Regions from separate parts of the Homo sapiens genome. Here region 2 is linked to region 1. Evidence: chromatin loops called from intact Hi-C (ENCODE). Cell type or tissue: heart right ventricle. All regions are shown on one strand.

Region 1 (8,000 bases):
GCAGTGGTGCACTCTTGGCTCACTGTAACCTCTGCCTCCTGGGCTCAAGCGATTCCCCTGCCTCAGCCTCCTGAGGAGCTGGGACTATAGGCACACGCTACAACGCCTGGCTAATTTTTTGTATTTTTTTTTTTAGAAATGAGGTTTTGCCATGCTGTCCAGGCTGGTCTCGAACTCCTGAGCTCAGGTGATCCACTCACTGTGGCTGGTCATCGATTTTCTTTCTCTTTTATGCTTCTGCCCAAATTAGAAGAAACTTCCTTTGCTTCTCCTTTTACCAAGATACTGACCGTGGATGCTGCTATTTCTATTTTAGCACCAGCTGAGACTCCCTGAAGGGTTTTCTAGTTTCTGTTCCTCACACTCCTTCCTTCTGCTAAAGTGTGGGTGCCCTGGGCCCTGCCCTAGAGCCAGCTGCATCATCTCTCACTGTTCCTATCCCTGCCCTAGCCCCCAGCCGAGGGCAGACATTTTTGGGGGGAAAGGGGTAGGCAAACTCTTAACATTTGAGGTTCTTAGAAAAGAGTCTTCCAATAATAACAAAGTTTCTGAAGGTGGAAGAGTTGTAGGTAAACACGATGGCCTGTGGTGTGTTTGATCAGGGGTTCAGAGCCCTTGAGTGCAGGTCACCATTAGGCCCATCTCATTTTGGATACCGAGTCTGCTGGATTTTAGTCACTTCTTAAAGGACAAGTTCACCAGTTTGTTGGCAAAAAAAAAAAAAAAAATGCTGTGGTATGTAAGTTGACCTTGCCTGCGTCAGGGTGTTTTGTTTATCTCTTACTCTGTTCAGTGATCAGTGAAGGCGCTAGAATCAAATAAATCCACCCTGCATACCAGCTGGGTGTCACCATGGACATTTGATTTCTTCTTGGGATTAGGGACATTGACTCCTGAAGGCTTTCCCTGCCCAGGTCAGGGTTGTCCCATGTATCAGCCCACAGTGGACCAGGAAGATGGTAGGCATTCTCCCACATCAGGCCCAAACCGACCTGCGATTTGTGACTAGGATTAGTGGTGAGTTGATGATATTGAGGGCTGAGTTGTGAAGGAGCAAAATCCTCCCACAGAAGAGACTCTTTCAAATTCTCTGCCATGAAAGCAACATTGTGCTGGACTTGAGCAGCCCTCCTGGTGGTGACCTGGGCTTTCAGGAGCAAAGCAGAAGGTGTGGAACCACTCCCAGGAGGCTGGGGAGGAGGATGGCACTGGGGAGGAGGATGGCGCTGGGGAGGAGGATGGAGATGGGGAGGAGGATGGCAATGGGGAGAATGGAGATGGGGAGGAGGATGGCAATGGGGAGGACGATGATGGGGAGAAGGATGAGGATGGGGAGGAGGACGGAGATGGCAAGGAAGATGGGGATGAGGAGGAGGACGGGGATGGTGAGGATGGTGATGGGGAGGAGGATGAGGATGGGGAGGAGGACGGAGATGGGGAGGAGGACAGAACTGGGGAGGAGGATGGTGATGGGGAGGACGATGATGGGGAGGAGGATGGTGATGGGGAGGATGGTGATGGGGAGGAGGATGGTGCTGGCTACCCTGTCTCCACTGAGGCAATGAGGCTTATGCACATCTTTTGCTAAACTCCCTCTTCCTACCATAAGCCTTGCGATACATATTTACGTTTTAAAGTAAAGTACTAATTAACATATTCGTAGCACTTTGAGCAAGGATGGAAACGTGTTGTTGGAGTGAGTAGACTAATAATTCTAATGTCTTTGGGCACGTTTTCAGTTTTAGAATGGTAGGGTTGATATTACCTCAATGGGGTCCCTGTGTTGGGCAGACACATATCACCAAATATTTTCCAATTTTACTATTTTATGATGCCCTGCTTGCATTTGGTGTTGTGGGTCTAATGTGCCACTCAAAATCTAACCCCCATGTTCAGTTTTTTTACACCTAATTACCTGGTTTTTTCTTTCTTCGCTCACATGGAACCACATTTGTGGCCCATCGCCCATCTTCAGAAGTGAACGCAGACCTGCCTGTGGCTCCCTGTGTCCAGCTTCTGTTGTCTGATTCCCAGTGTCTGTGCAGATTGATCCGTCTTCACATGAATCCACCCACACGCTTGCCCCCTTATTCCTCTGCCATGGCGTTTCTTATAACGTTGAGAAAAAAATGTAAATCTGAAGTCGTATCTCAGAACCATGTGTACAAACTTTCCTCACATTTATAGCGGTCACTGTAATATTCTTCCTGACATTAGCAATCGAATTGAGGGAAAATGACTTCATAAAATATAGTCACCTTTTAAATAAGAGAATTACTTTTAGATAGGAGATAGAAATTTCAAATAACAAAGGAAATTCCATATGTGCTTATAATTTTAAAAATAATTTGAGAGATCTGGATGAAAAAGAATCAGGCCAACTTTAGGGTATATTTTTGGTTTTGGTTGTATATTAATTCATGCCACATGGGATGTGGGTCTATGTAATCAAGAATTTTTTTAAGTACAATTAAAACTAACCTAAAATGTACCTTGGAAAAAAGAAGTTAGTATCCTTTCATTTTGCGGTGGCTGGCAGCTTGGGACTGTCAGATAAACCGTGCATGGCCATTCTTTGGCATTAAGATTCTGGGCTGTCCAGCTCCCTGTGTGTGACAAGCACTTCTGGACCCTCTAGAAGGTTTCATTACCTTTAATGAAGCATAAAATAAACACGTGCTTTTCTGTCATCCCTTCATTTCAAAGGACAATTGAGTTAAATTTTGTAACATACATATCTTTAGAGGGACAGTCATATTCTTCACTGTGAAATGGCCGCATCAAAGAAGAAGCAGTTAGCAGCCTATCAAATCCCATTCCGACCCTGGTCAGGACTGTGCCCTGTGGTCCTACATTCCCAAGGACAGTGAGTTTCAATCAGGATCCTGTCATTGCTGCTTCCTTGAGATGTGCTTATCTATCAGGAGGAGGAGGAGAAAGAGAAGAGAGAGAAGAGAAAAAAGAAAAGGAAGGAGAGAGAAAAGATGAAGGTAGCTTTTACTGGTGAATCAATCTGGATAATATGACATTACGGCCCTTTCAAAGACAGTCTAGGCCTCTGTCTTTGGAATACAAATGTACATAAAGTTTTGAACACTGAGCAAGAAAGATAATGTGAGCATTCTGGTGGCCTGCTGTCATGCCAGTCACCATAGAGCGAAATTTGTTCTAAGGAGAATTCCTCTTGGATCCTATATAAGAAGTTGTCAACTAGGAATGCTGAAAGGGTTTGTGTTTGAATGAAGGCTGAGAGTTGTGTAATCTTTAAACATTTATCTCTTAATGAATCAACAGGAACGGACATCATCTATTTTCCAGGGCCCCTTATTTAAGTATTTAAACAAGATGCTTAGGTTGTCAGCAGATGGGTCCCCTTCCCAGCCAGTCCTTCTCTTCCCTGTTCCTCTACCCCTTTCTTCTCAGGCCCTGGGTTCTCTCTTCCAGTATTTGGGGTGTTTGTGTAGACTAAATGAGATATTCATGTTGAAGTGCTGGATGCATGTAGTAGATGCTGCTTCCCCAGGATGTAAAAGAATGATCTCGGGCCCTGACACTTTCAGTTCCTTTTCTCCACCGGGTTCTGTTTGGAGCTTTGGTTCATTGATATCCTTTTAAGAATGTGGTCCCAACACCAGATATGGTCTTGCACAAGCATTTGGTCACTTAAACCCGAACGTGACCTTGTGAGGTGGCACTAGTTGGTGATCAGATAATAATCCTAAGTGTCTCCAAATTTAAGATTCTGCTAAACCAGTTTCCACCACTCATTGTTTTTTGAATTTTTTGGCACCCCCACATGATACTTTACGTATTATTTTTATTCAAACTAGATTTTCATCTTGATTCCATTATCCTAGGTTGGAAATACAGCCACCAGTTGATGCAAATGTGTTACAGGATCCTGTTTCTTCCCGTGAATGGGTTGGCCTTAATTCTCCCAAGCAATGGGTGTGGCTAGAGCTCACTCCCTCAGGCTACCTTTCCATTTGCTGCACTGATTTATTCCCCAGGGGAAAGCCCAGGAGAGCTGAATACTGAGCTTTCCCTCCCTCCCTCGGGTCGCCCCTGCCTGCAGCCGGGGTCTTGGAAATCATCAGTAAAATGCTAAATTGAACTCCCGAGTACATGTAACTGGAAATGTTACTCTAAAAGCTTACACTCATCCAATAATTGACACTTTGTGAAGAACGTTGTCCCATGAGCTCTGAATAGTCATAAGAGCATGTTTTCTGCCTCATTCTGCCACATGCGAAGGCTATTTTCTGGAAACATGGACGCCTTCTCCAGAAACAGGATGAAAGCATCTGAAACATGGGATTAAGGTGCCTGTAAGAATAAAAAACCCACTTTACACTCTGTACCCTTCTCTCCTAAAACATGACAGAGCCCTCTCTCTGTGCCCTGCAGACATGATCTCCTGTGTCCTCACAGAATCCCTGCCAGGCAGCTCGCGCTCTCTCTCTGTCTCTCTCTGTCTCTGTCTCTCTCTCTCTCTCTCTCTCTCTCTCTCCCTCCCTCTCTGGGTGTATATTTTCTAGGTTTTTGTAAACATCTTAGGCTAAGGAAACTGAGCAATCTCTCTGACCTGAACATACACGTCCGTTAAGTTCTTTCTTTTTAGGATACGCAGATCTGTGAGTATGCTAATCAGTTCTTCATTCTTAAAAGATTTCTCTTTTGGAGAGAGTTGCCAAAGATAGATCTTTCTTTTCATTTAGAGATAAAACCCAGGTGGAGTCATAACTTCTTTTTTTGTACTCTTGGCATCTCTCCCACCACCTACACCCTGCTGGAAACATCCAGGTGCAATCACCCAGCTGGTGTGAGGGGAAGCCCCTGTCCTTTTTTGGAAGAGGTGGAAGAGGTTGTCTCCCAGGTTCCCTGGTTCCAAGAATCCACCACAGGAGGGAGCCCCAGAATGGCTGAGCTCTGTCTTTTAGGGGAGGGTCGCATGGTGGGGTCTGGGGTTACCACCACCAGCAAAGTTTCTGCCACCTTGCCTGCAAAAATACCCCACGGGCCTGCTGCCCCAAGTGAGTTCAACTTTCCAGCTTTAAAGAATTGGCTCATGATGCAGAATGCTAAATTAGGGAATTAAAAAGCAGGGACATTTTAGCTTGATGTTTCTACTGTCTTTATTTAGAAGTCTGGGATATGCATGTTACATTCAGGATTACTACCCACATATCAGATAAGAGTATCATGTTATTGAAGCAGAATTTTGGTTTTAAAATAACCAGAGTAAGCAGGGGGAGTGTGAGGCGGGCTGCCTGCCTGGGGCCTGGACTGGCTAAATAGGGTGCTATTTTCTTTTTGCTGTGAGGTCAGTCCACTTTGTGAGTCGGGTTTTATTCAAAGCAATCGCTTAACTTATTTTATTTGCTAAATGAATATTATATTTCAGTGTTCTCCAGTAATAGGATTCTCAGACATGTGATTTTCATGAGGGATTTTAACCCAAAAGAACAATAAGTGCAGCAAATCAAAATTTCTGTGCTCAGATATTCAAAACACCACTTGCATTTTTTTGTACCCCAAAATCTGAAGGAAATTTTGAAAAATCATTAGCAGCTGTCATTTAGATTTGTACACCATTCCTAGTCCCTTCCCTCATTTCTACTACCTTTTAATTTCGTTTTGTTTTGTTAAATTCCAAACATATCTGTAGGTTGTCTGGCCAACTTTATTCTAGAAGGCAGCAGGAAGGAGGGCAGCCCGCCAGGCCGAGGCTTTTGTCCTGCTCTGCTCCTGGAGGCTGACACGAGGCTGACTCCCAGGCCACACTCTGTCAATTTCTGGGGCTTCCTCTGGGCTCCACGCAGGACCCCCTTCTCCCAGTGGCTCTGACAGCAGGGGCAGGACGCCCTCCTCCCAGTGGCTCTGACAGCAGGGCCGGGGGCATAGTTCCCTGGAAGTCGGTCTTGGGAGGACACAGCCTCTGTTTCTGCACCAGAGTCCCCAGGGCCTTGGCCGGACACTCAGGGCAATCTGCCCTGAGGAATTCAGGGCAGTGTGGCTTGAATCTGCTGTCCGACGCAGGCAGGTGCAGGCTGTTCTAGAGTGTGCTCAGGGTGGCCTGACAAATGCGGGCGGGGGTGGGGGAGGAACTCGGGACCCAGGGCTGTGCCCCAAGAGGGTGTGGGGCAGCCAGGGGGTGTGGTGGCCTCAAGGCTCCGTCACCCTGCGGCCCTGTCATTTCGGGCTGTGCCTTTGTCTCCGGGTCTCCTCCTCACTCTTCTCAGTCTACCCTGGAGTTCAACAAAAAGGAGAAAAGAATTTCCCTGGCAAAGCCAAGTGGAGAGTTAGAGGCTAGGCTCTCTCTTTCTCTCTGTCTCTGTGTGTCTCTCAGTTCTGTCTCTCAGTTTCTGCCATTCTCTCGCTCTCTTTTTTGTCTCTCTGTCTCTCTCTGTCTCTTTGTCTCTCTCTGTACCTGTCTCTCTGATTCTCTCAGTCTCTGCCATTTGCTCTCTCTCTTTCTGTCTGTCTCTGTTTCTTCCTGTCTCTGTCTCTTTGTCTCTCTCTGTCTCTTTCTCTCTGTCTCTTCCTGTCTCTTTCTGTCTCTGTCTCTCTAATTCTGTCTATTGATCTCTGCCATTCTACATACTACATCTCTGTCTATCTCTGTCTCTCTGTCTCCCTCTTTCTCTGTCTCTCTGATTCTATCTCTTGGTCTCTGTCATTCTCCATCTCTGTCCTCTATCTCTCTCCGTCTCTCTGTTTGTCTCTCATTCTTTCTCTGGATCTCTGCCATTCTCCATCTCTGTCTCTCTATCTCTCTTTCTCTCTGTCTTCCTCTCTCTCTGTCTCTCTGATTCTATCTTTGGTCTCTGCCATTCTCCCTCTCTGTTTTGTCTATCTTTCTTTGCCCCTCTATTTCTGTCTCGATCTCTCTCTGTCCTTGTCTCTGTGTGTCTTCTTTCTGTCCATCTCTGTACTATCTCTGTGTCTCTCTTACTCTATTCATCTATTTCCCTATCTTTATTCATCTCTCTGTCTCTGTTCTCCCAGGCTCCACCCAGTCCATGATGCCTGCAGGGGGTCACTCTGTGTCCTCCTGTGACTCTGCCCTGTGGCCGTCTCTCCTGTTGGGCTGCCTCTGGGCTCTGTGTGTCCCGGCTCCCCCAGGAAGGATGAGGAGGCCCAAGGGCTCTGTGGCTCTGAGAGCTGAGGCATCGCTGAAGTGTTTGTGAAGAAGAATTGAACTAACCTAGAACTAACCTCAGCCGAAATCTAACTGGGCTTTTTTTTTTGGTCACACATTTTCTTCACCCTTTCTTCTTTAGATGCTTTCTGGGTTTTCCAGGTTCATTCAGAACTGAAAATAGCCCCTCGTAACTTCACAGCACGAAACCCAGAGCTCTCAGGACACGTGCCCCCAACTCATCTCCCCATCCTGGGTAGGGCCAGACTGCGGCTCTGACAGGTTCTGCAGATGGGAGGCACCTGGGCAGTGAGACCAGGTGTTTGCAGGTAGACCGTTTGCCCTTCAGCCGGTGCTTGATCAGATTGTTCTTGGGATTTTCTAAACACACATTCTGGGGAACAGAGGAGGCTTTGATGAAGAAAGGGAAAAGAAAACCCACTAAAATATGTGAAAAAAATCATACCACAGCACTCCGGGTGTGTCTTGATTTGGAGGTGAGCTTACAACTTCTCCATGGGACGCATCCTGAAGCTACACCTGTACTGGCCATGTGCTGAAGACGCTGCTGGGGACAGGTTGTGCGTGGCCAGTGTTCCAGCAGATGCTACAGGTGCACATCCTGTGGCCGGGGTCCCTGTGGCCAGGGTCCCGGTTTGAGACCGGATAATAGTGTGGGGCCGAGGGTCGGCGCTGGCCCAAAGGTGGCTCTCAAGATGACTCCAGAGGGTCTTGGTGGCCGGGGTCTCAGATGGGAGCTGTGTGTATTGGGTTCAGGGAGCCCAGGACAGGAGGGGAGGGCTTGTTAGGGGCCCCTGCAGGGTGCCGGGGCGGAGTGAGGACGGGCTGCCATGAAGGG
Region 2 (8,000 bases), 430 kb after region 1:
CTGAGTTCAGTGACCACTGAGGGCTTAGCAAGATCTTAGGAACTAGACTCAAGGTCAAAGGGCTTCCCAGCTATCCAGGAGCTCCTTTAGAGAAGAACCTAAAATATTTGTATGCCATTAGTGTTTCCCTAGCTTAGTTTTTGGCTGATTGTCCTGAATAGTCTATAATTGAGCCTGACAATTACTATTGCACCCTAATGTATACACAGCCGTTTATTCATTTATATCTTTGACGATTTCTTAATGGAAGCCATGAACTAAGCTGGGCACTGTGCTCAGAATTAGCATAAAGAAGGCAGAGTCGAAGAACCTCACATTGTAATGAAAAAATTTGATATAAACATGTAATTAAAATAAGATTACTGCACTATATTAGAAAATATATGCAGTTAATGTTGCAAACAGAGAGGCAAGCAATGTAATCCAAGTTTCAAGAACATTTTAACTGAATAATCCTTGGTAGGGAGGCCATTCTAAGCTGAGCCGCAGAACCTTCAGAAGGCAAGGTGTGTCCGATGGCTGATGAAGGGTCTGTTGTAGCTTAAACCTGGAGCTCACAGAGGAAAGGGGGCACAAGATGACAGAGATGGGTGGATTCCATGTAGACTTATGAGCTACGGAGGAGTTCAGGCTCCAGCCTACAGACTTGACCAGATTTGAGTGTTTATAAAGAAAATCCTGGAGACAAGTAGAATGTGCTTTTGGGAACGGAGAGCTGAAATCTGAAACATCAGGTATGCCAGTCTTTGAATGGTCTGTGTGTGAGACCATGATATCCCGTGATGTGACACAGGGGTCAGGGTTGCAAGGTGTGTGAGAAGCAGAAGTCATTACTTGACGAGCCAGTCATTTCCACAGCTCCCAACAAGGAGACGGAAGCTCTGCGTTTCTTAGAGCCCAGTCCTGGGTCCCATGACACACACATTTTGCTTTGGTGTAGAACGCAGAACAGTGGCCTAAAGCAAATAAAATTATTTAATATGGAAATAGTAGAATATAGACAAATTGTAGAAAATGGGGTTGATGGTGTCTGCAGTGCTGACATATTGCGGGAATAGCGAAGATTTCCAGAAGAAGAATTCCAAGTTTCCAATAAGAAACTTATTAGCCCATCTATAACAATCAAATACTTCAGTTTTAATTGTAAAAATATTCACGATGTTGTAATAATGCTTTATTTCATGTAAACATGCAAGAAAAAATCTTTTGTAGGAGCCATGAGTTCTATGTAGCAAAATGTACTGTGAGTCTAATAGGTACAAGCCTAGGCTCCAATGAAAAGTATTTATCACGCTCCTAAAACAATTGATGTTTCCCAGAACATAAACCATAAACTCCACATTTTTATTTTATCATGGCACAGTGGAAAAGGGGGTGGCATATTCCAAATACAATCTATCAAAGTTTTCCTTATTTTGTCCCATACTTACTCTGTTTTCATGTTAAGCCTGTGGAACTGTTTCCCTAGCTTTAAGAACATGGCAACAAAAGACGCAGGAATCAGAGGATTCTGCCCCATAACTGAAGTATGCCCTTGGCTGTGCTGCCAGGTTAAATCCACCTCACAGCATCCGGCCTCCTGTTGGGTGGACATCCACGCTTCCCCTTTTCACTATCCCGACCCCACCCTAAATACTTGTTTTCGGAGTTGGCCGTGTCAAGCCTTGACTTACACTAGAAGGGTTACTCTTCCCTAAATACTTCATTTCGGGTTTGGCCGTGTCAAGACTTACGCTAGACGGGATGCTCTTCCCTAAATACTTGGTTTCGGAGTTGGCCATGTCAAGCCTTGACTTACACTAGAAGGGTTACTCTTCTATTGCACTCGTAGGGCAGAGAGCAGCCTATATAGACTTTGGGTTTTTTTAAAGGTTTTGCTGCAGCACCTAACTTCGAAACTTTGCTTAACTTTTGGAAGCACATGCAGTTCCTCAGAGAGATACTTAATGACTTCTAAAGTAGGTTGCCAATAAGGAAGAAAACCTTTAATCTATAAGGTGAAAAAGGGCCAACTGGGAGCTGGTGCTGTATCATGCCCCTGCTCTGAGATTCTGGGTCTGTTTTCTCATTTGTCAGATAGAGCCACAGGCCAGACAGTGTATGTAAAAGTTCCCTTCAATCTCAAATAACAGTGATTCTATGACTCTAGGTTCATTTATTCTAAATCATTTCAAACTTGTTAGGAGACGGATTTACAGTGCAGTCCATGAAGCTTGAATGTGAGCTCCCTCAGCTGCCGTCTCTTGCAGGGACTCAGGAGGGAAGCTGGACACATGTCTGTCTTCACGGAGTCTGGACAGCTCTCCATCCCCTCCCATGTCCTCTCTGCCGCCATTCCCTGGTGTCTGGTGGCATCGAAGGGATCATGAGGACTTTGAGATCCAATTTGAAAAGAGATGAACTGCAGTAATTTCACTCTGGCATGGTGGGATCCACTCATGGTTCACCATCACGTCTGTGGATAGTTGAATTACTGCTGATCTTCCCAGTGTGGAAGTGGCTTCCAGAACATTCACCCAACCACCGTGTGTCTCACCCGGCCTGTGACAAGAAGGAGCAGGGCCAGAGGTCAGTTCCGACGCAGAAGGGTCCTCCAGGGCCCAGGGGGATGGACAGCCAGGCAGACACAAGGCTCAAAGGCGCCGACCCCGAAGCTGCTCTGCAGGAAATTCTTCCAATCTGTACACCCTAAATTATATGCAGGTTCATCCCCACCTTATCCAAACAAAAGTCCTCGTCTGTCAAGCATCTCCTGTCGAGAATGCAGTACATGCAGCGATAAACACATCACACACAGGAAAAGGCATGTGGCACAAACACAATGGCAATTACTTGTGCAAGGTAGAACTTTTCAGAACCCCAGCGTCGGCAGTGCCGGGCGGGGCTGGCAGTCGGAAAAGCAAGTTCTGCGGCGGACCACGGGTTTAGGCTCACCGCGCAGTCCCAATACAACTCTATTTCCTGCGACTCTGGAAACTGAGTTTTCTTTCTGTTCTCTCTAAGGAAAACAATATTAAAATAGAGATAGCCATTGGCACATGAAAAGGTGGTTGAATAATATGCAGAAAAATTGGGGGAAATGTGTATGTGGGGCCGTTATTCAGTAGAAACATTGTATCACGTTCAGATGGGCCTTGTTGGAGAAGATTTGCTAGGTTTTCAGAACGCGTAGTGTTGTTGAGGTTTCTCTTCTCACTGCAGGCGAGGGCTTCCTGCTGTCCTTCCTGTTTGTAATTCGGTTTTACTTTTCTTACAGGGCTTCCGAAATCATTGAAGTGTCAAAACCTGAATCCACCAGAATGTGTCCATGGAACTGAAAACTATCAGATATTTAGACAGGGTGCGTTAAAGGGCTCACCGTGCGTCCGTTTTATGCCGTAATTATGTGCACAAATAATTGCATGGCCGGCGTCGCGTGAGACGCGGGAAGGACCGGGGAGCGGCAGAACCAGGGCTTCCAATTCCCGTCCGCGTTTAAAGCGCGCCAGCGCCCTCTGGTGCTCAGGCTGCGCAGCGCGCCGGCTCCGCGGGTGCCGCCAAGGGCCGGGGCTGCCTGGGGGCCTGCCCGGGGTTCCAGACCTGCTGGACCGTGCATGGCTCATCAGGCCGGGCCTGTCCAGGGGTTTGAGAACCGCAGACCTGCAGGACTGTGCATGGCTCATTAGGCCGGGTCTGTCCAGGGGGTCCAGACCTGCAGGACCGTGCATGGCTCATCAGGCCGGGCCTGTCCAGGGGTTCCAGACCCGCGGGGACCTTGGCTCCATCAGGCGGGAACCGCCCCGCGGGATTCTGAAAGGATGAATGCATTTTCCTCTTTCTAGCATGGAAGGATTGTTAATTATTTCTTCGTAGTTTTCTGTGCTTCCCTTTCTCCTTTTTGCCTCACCTGCTCTTTCCTCCTGAATCCTGAGTGATTTGGGTAAAGCCAATGGTCGGATTACCTGGGAAGAAGCTGGGAAGCCAAATGTATGAAGAGCGGGGCTTCAGATAGGGGCCACGGAGAGCCCAGGCCCAGGAGGCCTGCAGAGCCTGGGAGGAGGGAGGCTCACCCAGCCCGGGGCCTGGCCCCATGGGGGTCCTGCTGCAGAGGAGGAGGGAGGCTCACCCAGCGCTGGGCCTGGCCCCTGGTGGTCCTCCTGCAGATGTAGCCGTGAGGGCTGCTGACCCCCTCCAACTTCACCGCCTCTCCTGAATCCCAGGCCATCCCAGCCTCGTCTGGCGGTGTGAAGAGTGGATCTGAATTCCAAAGATCTGGGTCTTGCTCTGACTTTCCCCATTTGCTGCAGTTTGAGGAAGTAACGAATTATTTTGGAATCTTCATGTGTGTACATTTTAATTTTTAAAATAAGGGTAAAAAAATTCCACCATTGCAGGTGACTGAAAGTGAGGAGGGAGAGCTTGTGTGGAAGGACATGAAAAATTGCTCTCGGAGCCAACAACTGCTGCTCCCTTCTCCCTGCACCCTCTAGACAGGCGCTGTTCCTGACCCTGTGAAGAGGCAGCGTCATGCGGGGCGATGGGAACACAGAGACTGCAGCATGGACAGACGTTTGTGTTGCAAGCAGACACACACCTCCAGGGTAAATGTTTATTCCAGAGGCACCACCATTCCCACGCCCAGCGAGTGTGCATTCTTTCTGGATTCAGAGCCCCACAGTTGTGTTTGTGAGTCATCAATGGTGAACGGTGGGGCCTTCTGGGGACAGGGGTGTGATCCATGTCTCCGTTTTCAGGTGACAACACCAGTCCCCCACCCACCTCACCCCAAACAAAGAGGCCACTGATCCGGGCCGCACAGACACCGCAGCCAGCAGCCATGCGGCCCCGCCTTTTCATTTATTAAGCAGAGATTAATAATGGTATATTTACGGCCTGTCTGCGGCCGAGCGACACTGCGGCATTGATTCATTTCTGACCCTAGTATTGCGGGAACAACGACGCCGTTGAGTTCGCTGCTAGATTTATCACTTGAGGAGGTGGGAGGAGAAGGGGGTTACTGCAAATAGAAAACGCACCTCTGGAAGCCCTTATTTATGAGCTGCTCAGGAACCGACCCCAAGACATAGCCACGCAGTTTCCAGTAACTGGGCGCTGTCACTGGCGGGGCCTCCCCAGGTGGTGGCCGTCGGAGGCTGTGGCCGGGAGGTGGCCCCGGTGCCGGCCGGGCCACACGGACAGCGTCTGGGGCAGCCGCGCCCCTCCGTCCCCAGGCCGCAGGCTGGCCACCCTGGCCGGGCGCGCACAAGATTTACACACCATCGGCGCCCACAGAGTCGACGGGCCAGCTCAGCTTTTTCATTAGCGTCCCCACATGGCACAGCAGAGAGTTCCTACGTCACCTCCAGAATGTATTATGCAAGGGCTATTTCTGTATTTCTGTATCTACTGAGAGGTTATGTCAGGCAGCCCATCAACGGAAAAATGTGAAAGCAGGTTGTGACAGAACGAATATTCAGCCCAGCCCAGCACTGGACACAGATTAGGAGTTCATAAAATATTAATATTTGTGGGCCGATGGATTTTTGTCAGCTTCTGTGGTTTATTTCTCTTCTTTTTTCTCTTTCTTTTTTCCTTTTCCTCTTAAAAAAAAGAAGTTTAAAATGCATGACATACTATCAGTTGTTAATGAGAAAGTAAAAAGTGTAAGAAGTATTCTAAAAATAACAGATGTTCTTTCTGTATTCCTATTTGTGATTTTTTTTTCTTTATTAAAAAGAACCTTTGTGTTTGCACCCTGGCGGGTTTCACTGCTCTGAAAAAGGGACTGATGTAATTTAAAGTTAGTTAATATTTAAAAAGCGGTTCCTGCCCACACTCAGCATTTGTGGAGTCAAACGGAGGTTGTGCCGGTCCGTCGCTGAGACTTATCTCAGGAAGCGCACAGGCACGGTGCTCGCCCTGAGAGTGAGAATCGCTTGAACCCAGGGAATGAAAAGGTTATTATCCCTGACTTAGGGCCTATTCCCTTCCCCACTTACTGTTACCCTTCCCTCAGAAACATTCACAGTCGAAAATGAGGATTGAGTGTATCTCGTGAGAAGAACCACCTGGTTCTCCCGCAGAATCATAGCCCAGGATGAAAGCATTTCTCCCACTGAAAGTTGAATTTAAGGACCCAACATCTTTTCATCATATGGCACACCTCAGAAAACAAAAACAAAAAGTACAGAGAGAAAAGCAAACCCAGCGTCACCCACCTCGCCCGAGAGCCGTGCTCACTAGAGGCCAGGTGCCTCATTCCTTCGCTTGAACCCGGGAGGCGGAGGTTGCAGTGAGCTGAGATCGCGCCACTGCACTCCAGCCTGGGCAACAGAACAAGACTCCATCTCAAAAAAAAAAAAAAAAAGTTATAATCGTTTGTGAATACACAAGTGAAATTTTTGTAGGTGAATGAGTAAACCTTTATTAAAGTTTGCAGTAACTTTTCCTGTTTGGGAGCCAATAAAATTGTGTTCAGAAACATTTCCGTAGACTCTTGAAGAGCTTGTAGCAGCAAAAGAATCGTGTGTGTAGTGCCTGCACCACTGCCCGGGGCTGACCTCACCTGTGCCTCTGGGCCCCTCCGTAGGAGGATGGACGACGGCCCTTGAAGATCTGCGCGTCTCCACCCACCTAGGAACCTGCGCTTTTCCTTACCTGGCAAAATGGACTCTGCAGTGCAATTAAATTACTGTTTCAAGCTGGGAATCTGCTGGTGAGATGGGGAGGTGACCCTGGCCCATCTGGGGGTGGGGACGCTGACACAGGGTTCTCATAGCGGGGAGGCTGGGGATCCAAGTCAGGAAAAGGAGCTGTGACCCCAAAACCAGAGGCTGAGGTGTGACGATGGGGAAGGGGCCGGGAGCCCAGGATGCAGAGAGCCTCTCGCGCTGGGAAAGGCAGTAAGAGGGATTCTCCCTCAAAGCTCCGACACCTGGATTTTAGACGCCTGGATTTTAGACTTCCGGCCTGCAGAACTGTGAGGGGACCAATCTGTGTTGTTTTAAGCAGTGATTTGCAGTGATTTGTTACAGCAGCAATGGAAACAAATGAGCAGTCCTAGGATCTTCATCCCAGCTGCTCCTGGGGTCTCAGGATGAGACGCGGGGCCCGGTTCCCCTCACACAGGGTCTCTGCTGGCCTCTGAGGGCCCCTGTCCCAGACGAGGGGCTTGGCTCACCTGCCCCCCTAACTTGGCCTCTTTCAACATGATGGACATCGTTCTGCTCTCCAGCTGCTCAGAGGGCAAGGCCTGCACAGAGGCTGTGGTCCATGGATTGGAGTTTGTGGCCCAGCTGTGGGGAGTATGGAGAGAAAGAGCAGGAGATACGCTGGGGTGCTGGGGACAGGGAGATCCCAGGCCAGGCAGGTGCCAACCTGCAGGCTGTTGGGCACAGAGTGGGTTGTTCTCTAGGAGTGAGATGCCAAGGTTTCGAATGTGCCCAGCATTAAGGATTCAGAGATACCTAAATCAGGAAGATGGCCAGCCTAGGACAGATTAGGAATACCAGCAGATCCTTTTTTTAAAAAAGGTAGACTAAACTCGTGTTTCAGCTGTGCAAGATTAATACTGATTATAATCACCCATGCGACTTGCTAATTATTTTTATCAAAACTGACCACAAAGGGTATTTCCAGATGCCAGGGTAAAAACAGAGCCAGGCACTTTTATTCACTGATTATTCATCCTTTTATTCTTGGCTTGTCCAGGAGTCCGGAGCTATTTTAAACAGCATCATTAGAACTGTCTCTGCAAACCCCGTCCGCTGGTGTGCTGACTGTGGATAGGTCTCCGCCAAGCCGTGGCTCCTGTCGTCCTGACATAGACGCCGCCATTTTAACGCTGACCTCCAGGGGCTGGTGGCTGGACCTGCGCGGCCATCACTGCCCAGACCCAGCAGAACCCCATGGTTGCACACATCTCCCACTAACATTCGGCATCAAAAGTCAGGGAATCGACGTTTATTGCGAAGTTCAAGACGGCTCACTGGTCTGGATATTCTGTTTTATGTCTTACTTGA

What was found. Hi-C counts contacts between places; a loop is a spot of excess contacts. Peaks named below come from ENCODE experiments on the same cell type or tissue, not always from the same donor. Only the 100,000 strongest peaks of a DNase experiment are listed, where the experiment ranks them.
Region 2: it touches region 1 in a loop (2.7-fold over the local background); 10 of 110 quality-filtered maps call a loop at or near these places.

Annotation. Positions count from the first base shown.
Region 1 is chr6:168,447,120-168,455,119 of GRCh38, forward strand. All of the region lies in intron 1 of SMOC2 (SPARC related modular calcium binding 2), which reads left to right. Among named protein-coding and RNA genes, the nearest start is that of SMOC2, 9.9 kb to the left of the region's middle. RefSeq lists an enhancer at 7,570-8,000. In heart right ventricle, a CTCF peak has its summit at 4,901 (motif pointing right); a DNase peak (open chromatin) is centred at 5,752; H3K27ac peaks cover 2,904 bases; H3K27me3 peaks cover 4,412 bases.
Region 2 is chr6:168,881,315-168,889,314 of GRCh38, forward strand. No RefSeq gene overlaps it. Among named protein-coding and RNA genes, the nearest start is that of LINC01615, 280 kb to the right of the region's middle. In heart right ventricle, a CTCF peak has its summit at 3,495 (motif pointing left); a DNase peak (open chromatin) is centred at 3,497; H3K4me3 peaks cover 416 bases; H3K27me3 peaks cover 2,580 bases.